Regions from separate parts of the Homo sapiens genome. Here region 1 is linked to region 2. A link is a contact called in ENCODE Hi-C data. All regions are on one chromosome and are shown on one strand. Each heading gives the region's core, a stretch centred on a gene start or an enhancer-like site at or near the end of the contact. The rest is flanking DNA. Distances are from core to core; before and after follow the strand shown. Region 1 holds the start of RCBTB2 (RCC1 and BTB domain containing protein 2). Region 2 holds the start of LINC01055 (long intergenic non-protein coding RNA 1055).

Region 1 (7,208 bases), core at 1,872-4,371, 2.8 Mb before region 2:
GAATTTCCAAGAAAAAGTCAAAAGACGGCCCCATCCACCTTTTCTTGTGATTAGGGCCTTGGTGCCTGGATACCTGAAAAGAAAAAAGCAAGATGAATTCCTCTGCTTTTGGATAACTAAAGGAGGCTTAAAGATACCCCAAAAGCAGAAGTAATTAGGGGGTTTAAAAAGGGAAGAAAGGGAAGACTTTTATTGCAGCTAGATCCCCATTGTGGGCTGGAAAAGGACAAGGGCTCCTAGTTTCACAAGAGTAGTGTCATGAACTTGTTAGGACATAAGAAGTGGCAGGACTAAAACCATGTCTTGAAATAAAATTACTAAGGGAACGAGAAGATAGAGAAGTCCAAGAACCAAACTCTGGGTATGCCAATGGCTGGAGAAGTGGTGGATGAGCCAATGGAGCTGCCAGTGAGATGGACGAACCAAGAGACAGGGGCCACCTGAAGGCCAACAGAAGAAGATGAATGCTTCAAGATGGCAGCTGTAAGCAAATGCTTCTAATGCTGCTGATAGTTCAGGTGAGATAATGGAAAAGTAACCACTGATTTAGCAATTCTGAGGTCATTGGTGACTTTGCCAAGAGGAGTTTCAATGGAGGGGTAGGGGCAAAAGCCTGGCTGAAATAGATTCAAGAATGAATAGGAGGGCCAAGCATGATAGCTCACATCTATAATCTCGGCACTTTAGGAGGCTGAGGTGGATAGATCACCTGAGGTCAGGAGCTCTAGACCATTCTGGCCAACATGGCGAAACCCCATCTCTATTAAAAATTCAAAAATTAGCTGGGCATGGTGGCACACACCTGCCGTTCCAACTACTTGGGAGGCTTAGGCATGAGAATCACCTGAACCCGGGAGGTGGAGGTTGCAGTGAGCTGAGATTGCGCCACTGCACTCCAACCTGGGCAACAGAGCAAGATTCTATCTCAAAAAAAAAAAAAAAAAAGAGGATGAATAGGAGGAGGGGATGAGGATACAGTTAGTATAAGTGACTCTTTTAAGACATTTTGGAAGAGACCAGAGAACACATTGGTAGCTGATAGGGGACATATAATCAAGGAACTTTTTAAAAGATAGGCAAATGTTGCGCAATGTTAATATGCTTATGGGAATGATCCAAAAATTAATGATACAAAAATTAATAATGTAGGATTGAGAGGTGACAACTACCTGAGTGAAAACCTTGAGACTGTAAGGAAGACAGGATCTAATACAAAGGTGGAAGAGTTGAACTTAAATAAGAGCATGCACAGCTCATTCCCAGTAATGGGAAGGAATAGAGTGCACAGGTACAGATGTAGGTAAACTTGGGAGATGTGGTGATGGGAACTTTAACTCCTGAAATACTAACCTATACTCTCTCAGAGTCTAAATTTTTAGTCTACTGAATTCAGCAATACAGTGAAGTTTAGTAGACCAAATTATCCAAAAGTGTTGAAGGAAACTTATATGTGATGGAGACATTTTTACTTCTTACTTTTAATTTTGACCGCCCTGGGAAAAACTGTTGGACCCATATAAAATTAAAATCTTTAGTGAAACACATTCTTTTATAGGTATATTTTAAAGTTTTAACTTCTGAGATAATATCACAGTTTTCAAAACACTAAGACATGTTTTTATTGTTAGCTAATTGTCAGGCTTCAGCTGAAGCACACCGTAAGGCCTGCATGAACTTCAGCTGTCCATAATGCGTAAAAGACCAAGTGCGCAAGGCAAACAGATCTTGCCATGGTTGCTGATGAAAGAAACTTAATCTCTTGGGGCCTGAGTTGCCTTATCTGTAAAGTAAGGATAATCCTTGCCTTACAGGATTATTGTGAGCTCCAAATAAGATAAACCTCTTGGCACACAATAGGTGCTTAAAAAAAAAATGCCAGCTATCATCACTGAAGTGAGCTTTTTCTGAGAGCAAACCTGTTTAACTCATAAATTTCTTTCATTGATAAGATGTAACCAGTGGAGAAACTTGGGGCAGGCACACGATGCCTCTCTGCACTATCGCTGCAACTTCCTGTTAATGTATACTTACTTTTTCTTCCATTTAGAGCTCTACAAGAAATACCTGTGTACCATTTTGCGTGCCTCCTTCTGAGGCTCAGTGGGCTATGCTCAGAGAATAGAGATAAATGTCTGCCCTATGTAGCAGAAAGGCAGTTATACATTTTAGAATGATGTTTTTCCGAAGAAATGACAAAAGCCAGACGAAACAGACTGACACGGTCACTGTGGTTTGGAATGTTAGTTTTTCTCTTTGGCTTTACTACTTTTGGCTCTACACTGTAGAGGAACCAGTGTCCTCATGAAACAGCCAGTATAAAAGCAAGTAGCTTACTTCACAGGAATAGCTAATAACATTTAATTGTTGAGCATTTAACCAAAACCCACTCAGGTCAATTTAAGTGTAGTGCAGTGGAAGAAATTATTGCACACTGCAAAGTTGTGGTGCATTTTACTTAAATCTACAAAGGCCAACAGAAGTGCAGTGTAATATAATAAATTACTGCAAAATATAATCATAAGGGGAGAAGGTGGCTGTTTTCGAAGCCCTTGGCCCCAAGGTAACTGAGGTCATCCCCCTGAACCCCCCAGCACACATCCTCATTATTTCAGCATTTGTACTACAGGGGGCTACAAGACTTCCGCCCCACAGCAATGGGGTGAAAACGTGAAGTGATCGGAGCCCCCAGATAGAGGGGCCAGCAATAGAAGAAAAGCTGGGGCAGGCTGGAGGAGAGGGGCTGTGGAAAAGGTTGCTCTCAGCATCATACACGCCTTATCCTTCTAGGTCGGGTATCCACAAATTCCCAAAATTTGCGAGAACATAACCCTGGAGAAGGTGGGGGTGACCCACGGAGGAACTCCCTGGAAAAGCGGAGGCGGCCCCAATGGGAGACTCCCGGGGGTCAACTCCGAGGGGAGGGGGCGTCTGCGAGAAAGGGGAGGGGCGGCGGTGGGCAGCCTAGGGAGGAGAGGAGGGGCGAGACGCCGTCGCCAGCCCCCTCCTCTTGTCTGCGCTCCCTTCGTTTCCGTCTCGGCCGGGCACCCGAGCGCATCCCGCCGAGGCCGGGCCGTTTCAGGGGGAGGCGCCAACTCATCGCGGCGCCGGGCCCCTGACCGTGCAGTAACCGCTACCCAGGAGGCGGAGCGGACAAGGCTCCGGCCTGCGAGGAGGTAAGAGGGTGGAGGAGTGGTGTGGGAGGCCGAGGGGGATCGCGGCCGTGACGTGGGATGCTGTCAGGTACCACTGGGGCAGGCCACCCCTCCCCGCCCCTGCGGCCCGACCTCCCCGCCAGAGACAGCTGAGGGGCCCAGGGGACTAGAGCCGCGACCGTGCCACAGGCCTAGGCGTCGTCGCGCATGCGTAAAACTGCTGGCGGGAGTTAAGAGCTAGGTTCCGGGGCTACACCCAGCCCAGGCCGCAGGCAGAGGCGGCCCTGCGCATGCGCAATTCCGCTGGCGTGGGCCCGGTGCGCTGCTCGCGACTACATCCTGCCCAGGCCGCCGGCCCAGGCTGCGCTGCGCATGCGCGAGTCCTCTGGTAGGGGTCGCGTTTGGCGTCGTTCCAGGGTGATCATCTGCTCGGAGGCCGCTCTCATCCTAAGCTCCCACGTCTGGTGTGGCTGGGGGGGCGTCACAGGTCCCGAGGGAGCGTCCTGCCTGAAGTTTCTCCCTCCTAACCCACTCGCTGCACTGCATATGTTGCCGATGTTTTCATTTCTGTGGCCTCGACCCCTAGGCTCCCGTCCCATAAATCTAGTACCCCAGGTCCCGGGCACCGGCCCGGCTCACTAACTCAGTGGCAGTATATGCTTTCGACATTTGGTCCTGATGTCCAGGAATAGCGCGAAAAGTTTGACTTTGTTAGGCGAAGCCGTTTTGGAACTGCGGAGGGATGGGAAGAAATCGCCGAGCGTCTTAAGCCGCAACATAGTGCTCTGCTCAGCCCTGGAAATAGAGGTTTTCAGACATTGAAAACTTTCCAAGTGCTCCGTCTTGGCGGAGAAAGAACTGAGTTGGAAGGCTAATTTAGAATGAACTTTTTGCTTTTGTTCTTTGCAAAAATTACATAAAATGTTGCAACAGTTCGAGACCAGGACTATAACAAAACGCATTTCATGGAGCTACTTTGTACCGCGCTTGGCGACTTACCTTGTCAGAGCTGAATAAAAGTGGTTGAGTTCACAAACAGTGCTCTGGATCGTTGCTCTTTCCCCCAGACACTGTTTAACGTTTATTGAGCCTCCTGGCTTTGCACCTTCCTAGTATTGCGTTCCTGCTGGGTTTTACACCTTACTAGACAGTGGGTCTTAGTTAAGTCAGTTTCGTGACTCCTGGGGCTACTGTGAAGAGTTTCTAACAATGTCATTACTCTGTGCTTTGTAATCTTATATGATGTGCTGATACAGATATTTGGGGGCTGGAATAGAAGAGCCACTTAGGCTCAGAGAATGAGTATTCTAGGTGAAACGTAATCTCTTTATTTCCTGCTAGACAGTACATGCGTGTTATTAAGCAGCAGGTAAAAGCAACAAGAATGATACGTTCTTGCATACCCCACTTCCACCACTCAGGCCTTATTGCTCTTGCTGGGCTCGCCAAGCGGACCCTCATCCCAGGGCGTCTGCGTTTGGTATTTCCAGTATGCTCAATGCTCACTTTCCCACTCTTCGCAAATCTGCATGGCACAGAACTTTATTTAAGTCTTGAAACAATTGCCATCATTTCAGAGAGGTGACTACCTCACCTAAAATGTCTGGCTCTCCAAACTCTTGTACTGCTGGTTCGGCTTTGTAGCACTTAATCACCATCTGATATTATATATTTGTAAGGGTATGATCAATCTATCTCCACCATAATTGAAGCTCAGAAGGTATTTGTTAATTGTAGAAATAAAATTGGAAACTAACTTACTCCAGAGATATTTTTTTACTGAACTCAACCTAGATTCATTCATTTATTCAACAAAAATTGATTTTCTATCACGTCCTGTCCTTGATGCTTGGGATGCATCAATGAACAAAAGAGACAAAGATCCCTTCCCTCTGGAGCTTACATTCTAGCAAAGAATGATAAAAAACATATTTGTATATTAGGTTAGAAAAGTACAAATGCTATGAAAAAATGAAAAAGGAGAACAGAGAAAGGGAATTGGGAGTGCAGGTGTGGGTTGCAATTTTAAACATCATGGGTACGGTGAGTCTGAAGGATAAACCAAAGGTGATGTTTAACATGGGGAACTGGGTTTTAGAAATAAATGTTCTTCTGGGAGAAAACGTTCTTTATCGTGCTCTACAATGTCTTTTATGGGAGCCCACGGCATGACCCTTGTGATAAACGTCACCATTTTTTATAGTATATAGGTGAAAAAACATTTTTTTCCTAAATAAGAGTTCAAATTATTCAGGAGTTTACAGTTTAACTTAGCACATCAAATGAAGACACTGGACTTTTACAAGGAAGAGCTAGCCAGACATCTATGTAAATTGTGCTGAGAAAAACTGTACGTTGTCTCCACAGTTTTTGCAATTGCTTCTAAATGTCCCTCTGACTGTGGATGACTAGTGAAGATCTTTTCTAAGAATGGTCATTGCTTTTCTGTATTTGAAACTGTGTAGGAGAGGAGCTTAAATCACCTGGTGTGATGTTATGCTATAAATGACCTCTCTTACAGGTATCTGAATGAACCAGATAGACCTAACTAAATTTCAATCCATAATTAAAGAAGGCTTAGAGAAAGAGGGTGATGGAGAGGAATAATTTTAGAAAGTAAAGTGTGTTTCCCCTCATGTCCTTTACTTACATAGATTACAAATACTCTGTTCAAACACCAAAATATTATTAATCTAGGACCATAAATGTAAGGAGTCCATGGAATTTGCTTATGCCCTATGAAATTGTCATATTCAAGTTTGGTTTTATCAGTTGGTTAAAGTAAAATTTAAATGCCCCAAGATACTGCTACTGTTGAGGTTTACTTGGATTTAAATTACTACAAATCAGGCCGGGCGCGGTGGCTCACCTGTAATCCCAGCGCTTTGGGGGAGACCAAGGCAGTCAAATGTTCTTGAGCCCAGGAGTTAGAGACCAGCCGGGACAACATGGCAAAACTCTGTCTCTACAGAAAAACGAACAAAAAAAAAATGAGCCAGGCATGGTGGCACACACCTGTAGTTTCAGATACTTGGGAGGCTGTAGTGTGAGGATCACTGGAGCCGGGAAGGTTGAGGCTGCAGTGAGTCATGATCACACCATTGCACTCCAGTCTGGGCAATAGTGTAAGACCCCATCTCATAAATAAATAAATAAATATTGCTACAGATTAAAATTGTCCAGGAAAAGGTAGATTGGAGACCAGGAATTATTGGGGTTACAGAGTGACATTAAGGACTCTTGTTAAAGACTAAAAGAGAGTTCTACTTGGAGATTTTACTTCAAAGGAGTGGATGGCTTGCCTCCTGGTAAGGGATATTGATAATGTCCATCAATGGAAGGCTGAGATGATACTTCCAGCTTTCATTGTCTGGAAGGAACATGTATCTAGTTCACATGGTGATCACATTCTAACAACGTGAAAGTTTCCAGGAAACTTAAACCATAATAATTTTTCAGCATTAATTTGACATTAGAGTGGGTTTCTTTTACGTCTTCAGCCTTGCTAATTGGCCTGAGCTAATATCTCTTATGTATATCTCCCTATGGAAGATGTTTTGAGCTAACAAGTACCAGTAGGAGATAGTATGTGAATAAAACATAAATTTTGACTGCATTATAATATGTCCTGTATTATGCTGCGTGTATGTATGTATATAATACTGAACAAAACCAATCTCAAGTGGAAATGAGCCAAGGCCAAGAGGGCCTGCCATGTTGAAGGAATATATATGCTGTGGGTCAAAGATCTTTAACAATTAGGATCTCTGTAGCAGGCGTGTTAAGATTTTTTTTTGAAAAATTGGATTAAATCTATAAGGACCGAGATTTAAAATGGATTTACAAATGAGATCTCAAATCTCAACTCACATTAGTGCATATAACAACTTAAAAATATTTTTATCATTTATGTTGGTTATTTTTCATATTTGAAAATGACACTTTTGCCGTGTGTGGCTGAAAAGACTGAAGTTGTCAAGCTCAGTAATCTTTTCAATTAAATACCGCTTTGCTTTGTACTGAAGATCTGACTCATCACTCTTGTTGAAATTTGGA
Region 2 (4,741 bases), core at 1-2,500:
GAAGTTGGTCACCAAAACACTCAGAACATTCCAGAGGTGACATCACAAAACAATATGGTGTTTTTCAGGGCTCATGGTTTCTCTCTGAGCATCACAGGTGGGAATGAGGCATCTGACAGGCAGGAAGAGCTTGTGGGTGCTGTGACTACTTGGCTGGTCAGGGTCAGTGTGACACACACAATAGCCCAAACATTAGCCCCCTGTTGGGTCATTCCAGCTGCCATTCGTATTCTCACTGCCAGGCTAAGTTGAGATCCCTATTCTCTCTCCAGAAGTGGCATCTTCTTGGAGTTGGGTCACTCAAGAAGAAAGAAACACAAACTGAACTCTTCCCATACCAAGGGAGAAAGTGTAGTCTGAGGTGTTTTCTGACACTACTCAATTCCTTAATTCTCTGACACCAACTGTGTGCCCTACAATTCAATTTCATCCTGATGCTATCTACCAGAGTTAGTGTTACAGAGCTGAAGCGGCTCACTACCCAATGCAATAGAAGCCAATACTAAAACACTAAGTTCTTTAAAAAAGAAAAACTTGTATATTGAAAGTCAACTCCCAAGGAGACAAGAGTCAAGCTCAAATCTGTCTCTCTGTGCTGACATTAAGGTAGTATTTTTATTAGAAAAGATTCAGGGGGTGGATTCTGAGATTAGTAGGTGATTGGTGGATGGAAATGGGAGGTCTGGAAAGTCCCAAAGAGTAAGAAACCAGTTACTTAATTTTTGAGTTTCAAGATAGCAGATAAGAAAAGAAACTTAAGCCGCTGAAACTCCCTCCACTTGTGAGATCAAGAAAAACCTGGCTGAAACTGGTTGGAACCAAGATGGCTAACTGGAGCTTGCACAGAATAAGCTTGCTGATGTCATAGCCTGAATTTCCACCACGTTTCATACTAACTCTCCCTGAATTTGCCATGCAACTCAGGAGTTAACATGAAGAAATAACTATGCATGCCCAAGGACTTTCCAGACCTCCCTTTTCCTTGCACAAATCACCTACTAATCTCAGAATCCACCCCCTGAACCTTTTCTAATAAAAGTACTGCCTTAATGCCAGCAGAAAGAGACAAATTTGAGCTTGACTCCTGTCTCCTTCAGAGGTGACTTTTAATATAAAGCTTTTCTTTTTTTCAAAAATTTGGTGTCAGTGTTGGCTTCTAGCACATTGGGCAGTGAGCCCCTTTTGCTTGTTAACAAACTAGAACCCCAGGTGAGACGAACAGCCTGTCCAAGGTACTGTTGCCCCTAGTGGTGTGCAGGCCCCCTGCACTGATCCTGAGTGGCCACCTAGACCAGGGTGTCCAGAGGCTCGACTATAGGGTTCCTTCTTCTCCACCATGGCACTTCAGGCTCCCTTGGCACTTCTCTTTTGGGAAAATAAATTGCTTCTGGATTAGACATCTTTCTGGTGAGTACCTTGTTAATATGCCCCTGTACTTTTAATTGTCTTTGAACTCATCATAACGACTGTGGGTTCAAGTCCCACCCTGTGGTTTAGGATTATGGATGAGAGTCCCAACCTTGTCTAGGATTGTGGATTTGAGTCCTACCCAAGGGGGATTCTGGTCAGTTCAGAGTCCCAAATCTGGTGTATGTTTAAGTCCCAAAGAATTAAGGCAATACTAAAAAGCTACAGCCACTAAGATAATCTAGTCTGGTTCTGATTTTTGTTGGTCTGTCTGTATTTTTGGTCTGTGTAGCAATATTTGGCTTAACAGAGGTCAAAGACTGTGATGGCTACAGCAGAAGCCTTATGAGATCTCCAGACTCCTGCACACTCAATTAGAACAAAGCAACTCCATAAACTAGAAAACCTGAAGAAAAATGGCACATGTAAAACATTTTCAGTCAATCCCTCTTTCTTCTTCTGTCCTTAAAGAGTTACCATGTAGTCTTCTAAGTTCTTTGCCTATTTTTCCTTCCTGACTACTCTGAATCTGCTGACTTTTCTGCTGGTGTTGAAATAAAACTTACTGTTCATGGTATTACTAGTTTCAGGTTACTGGCTAAAGAAAAAAAAGGAAAGAGGTCTTTTAAAATCAAAGTGCCCTGGAAACTGCTTTGCTCATCAGGGCAAATAAAATTTAGCCATGTGAACAGATTCCAGTTTTATCAGGAAAATAAGTTTGATCCAACTGTCTTGTTTATGCATATACATGCATTATGTTATATGTTGTGTCTATATGGTACCAAATTAGCTTATAAATAAAAGAGTACTGATAAATTAAATAAATAAGTCCAAATGCTTTCAAGTTCATTTGACTTTAATAATCTTTGGAAAATTAAAAAAAAATTATTGATAAAATAAAAATAGATATGTCTTCAGGATTGTCAGCATGTATTTTTGCCTGTGTTTACTGGTCAGCTGATATGTGCATCTGATAGTTATTTTAAGATGTCCAGGTTTGGCAAAAAGTTATGAAATTACAAACCCGGCCAAAACAGAATAATCTTTGTTTATGTGATTCTTTTGATAAATAAGACTAATTTAATATTGTTGGTTTAATGAAAACAATGAAATCCTCTGATTTATCAGCAAAATATCTGTGTATTTCACTTTAAAGTTCTTGCTTAGGTGAACACCTGATATTCACAAGCTGTAAAATGGTTAACAAGGAAATAACTTAAAATGGTGACTAGCTTTGTCTAATATCTCTATTCTCATAACTAATCTAGATAAACTGTTAAAAACAAATAAATTAGATAAATGTAAATGGGACAAATGTGTGTAAATGAAATTCTTATGTTTTTCAAAATCTTAAAGTTATGATACTTACTATCATACTTTACTTACTGAGCAGCTGGGTCACTTCCAATTAAGAAATGTATAAGGAAATGTTTCTAAAGATTAAAACATGGTTTTAAAATACATGAAATACTTATAATATTTTATCTTAAAATACTGATATATTGCAGACAATTCAAGATTTCTTACTTCCTAGGTTCTTCCCTAAAATCCCTAAAATAAGGATTACTAAGAGTTAATATTGTAACTTATATAAGTAATTGAAACTACTAGATACAAGAGAAACAATTCTATTTGCAGAATGTATACGAAAAATAGGATGTGTTTTTGGTAAACACACAAGAAGACAGGAATATGGTTTTCGTTTAAGGGCAAGTAATTTTGCCTAGTTTAGAGGTTCTAAAGGATTGTTTTAAATTGAAGGAATTAAAAAAGTGTAGATAAAACTAAATAAATATAGAAAGTTGAGAAAGAATGAAAATAAAACAAATTGTAAGAGGTTATAAAAGGTTTATGGAAATCTTACCTTGCAGTCAAAACAAATTGAGATTGAATAGATTTGTTTATAAGGTCTTATTAAAATTAGCTGTAATATTAAAAATGCGCTAATACAAAACTAAAAATTTTGGTTAAAGCAACAAAATTTTTTGAAGTATTGATTTGCTCTCAATGATATTGCAAGAAATATTGAGTTTAAATTCTAAAATTAAAACGTCAGATTTATATCTCAGAAGTTCAACTTTTCCTGCACCTTGTTACATATAAGTTGCAGATCACATTCATTATCTTCTGTTTTTTCCCCCTTGAAAAAAAAATATCTTTTTGCTTGGCTGGAATGATAACTGTCCTCTTCAACTTGTTCATCAACTCTTACAACTTTTTACCCCAGTCCTAATGCTGTTCTTATGGCATAATGCTAAAATATTTATCTTAAAAGTTTAGAAAAGCAATGTTTTCCTCAAATGTAATATAATTTTATACTCTTGGCCTTATGATATGTCTGAATTATTTCATATAACCAGGAAACCTCCCATGTAACTTTCTGTATTACTTTTGAGGTCTTTTGACTGTCATGCTAGTTAAATGAATAACTGTTATTTTTAAATGACCTGTAGCTCTGTTTTGATCAAATGTTTTGAATTTTTAACGTCTTTGGTAGGATTTATTTGGTAAAACTCTATGGGAGACACTATCAAATGCTAAATAATACTAGATCTTCTTTTGGTTATGTTTATGGGTATGCTATTGATATAAATGTTCTAAGAATTACATAAATTTATAAAAATCTCATATGCTATCAGTCATAATTTTGATATGTTAAATCTTTTTAAAAGTTATATTTGTACAGATATATAATTAATACAAATATTCTTAAGATTACATTATTATAAAAATCAGATGGTCTTGATGTGATGCTGTCAGTCATGGTTCTGGTTGTTATCTTAAAATGCTATATATAATAGAAATAACTTAATTTTCTTGACAATTGAGAACTTTTATCAGATTTTAACCATGGCTAAGTTTTTGTAATCCACAGTTATTGTTTTGAATTCTTCTCTAAAAAGCTTTCCAATCAGCTACAACCCAACTTACTTTTCATGGAAAGGACTCTGACAAGTACTCTTAAATACAGATTTCTGATAACTTTGGAGATAATGCCATCAGACTAGGAAAAGTCTTCCAGGACTCTGATTAAAAAGTTACATGAGAATTGCTAACCCAACATCAAACCGAACAAGAATTAGTTACATGGGACTGAACTGAGAGAGGACTAAAAAGATCTTTTATGACATTTTTATTTGAAACATTGATGATCTCTTTATGTTTTGTTTTCCTGTAAACATTTTCCTTTTGAACCATTTTAACTTACAACACATTAGATAAAATATAGTTTTGTGAACAAAAATTTGAGGCATTTACCTTTCTCTCTGATTTCTCCAGAATTTGGAAGCTGTTTGTGAGTATTCTCAATTTATGGCAATATATTATTTGTATT

The links. Hi-C counts contacts between places; a loop is a spot of excess contacts on that map. Pooled maps may share reads with other maps.
Region 1: a map with no recorded cell type shows a loop between it and region 2 (18-fold over the local background). The contact joins the promoter of RCBTB2 here to the promoter of LINC01055 in region 2. A Hi-C loop is called at or near these places in 2 of 37 single-sample maps with no recorded cell type and 2 of 50 pooled maps.

Annotation. Positions count from the first base shown.
Region 1 is chr13:48,528,993-48,536,200 of GRCh38, reverse strand. RCBTB2 (RCC1 and BTB domain containing protein 2) reads left to right here and starts at 3,121. Exons shown (of 15, transcript NM_001268.4): 1 at 3,121-3,173. LOC124903174 (a long non-coding RNA gene) reads right to left here. Exons shown (of 2, transcript XR_007063795.1): 1 at 4,152-7,208. RefSeq lists silencers at 2,906-2,955, 3,066-3,465 and enhancers at 3,506-3,745, 4,636-4,805.
Region 2 is chr13:45,697,693-45,702,433 of GRCh38, reverse strand. It overlaps LINC01055 (long intergenic non-protein coding RNA 1055), which reads left to right and starts at 1,250. Exons shown (of 4, transcript NR_125786.1): 1 at 1,250-1,407. CBY2 (chibby family member 2) reads right to left here and starts at 114. Exons shown (of 3, transcript NM_152719.3): 1 at 1-114. The coding sequence starts at 43. RefSeq lists enhancers at 602-901, 1,352-1,431.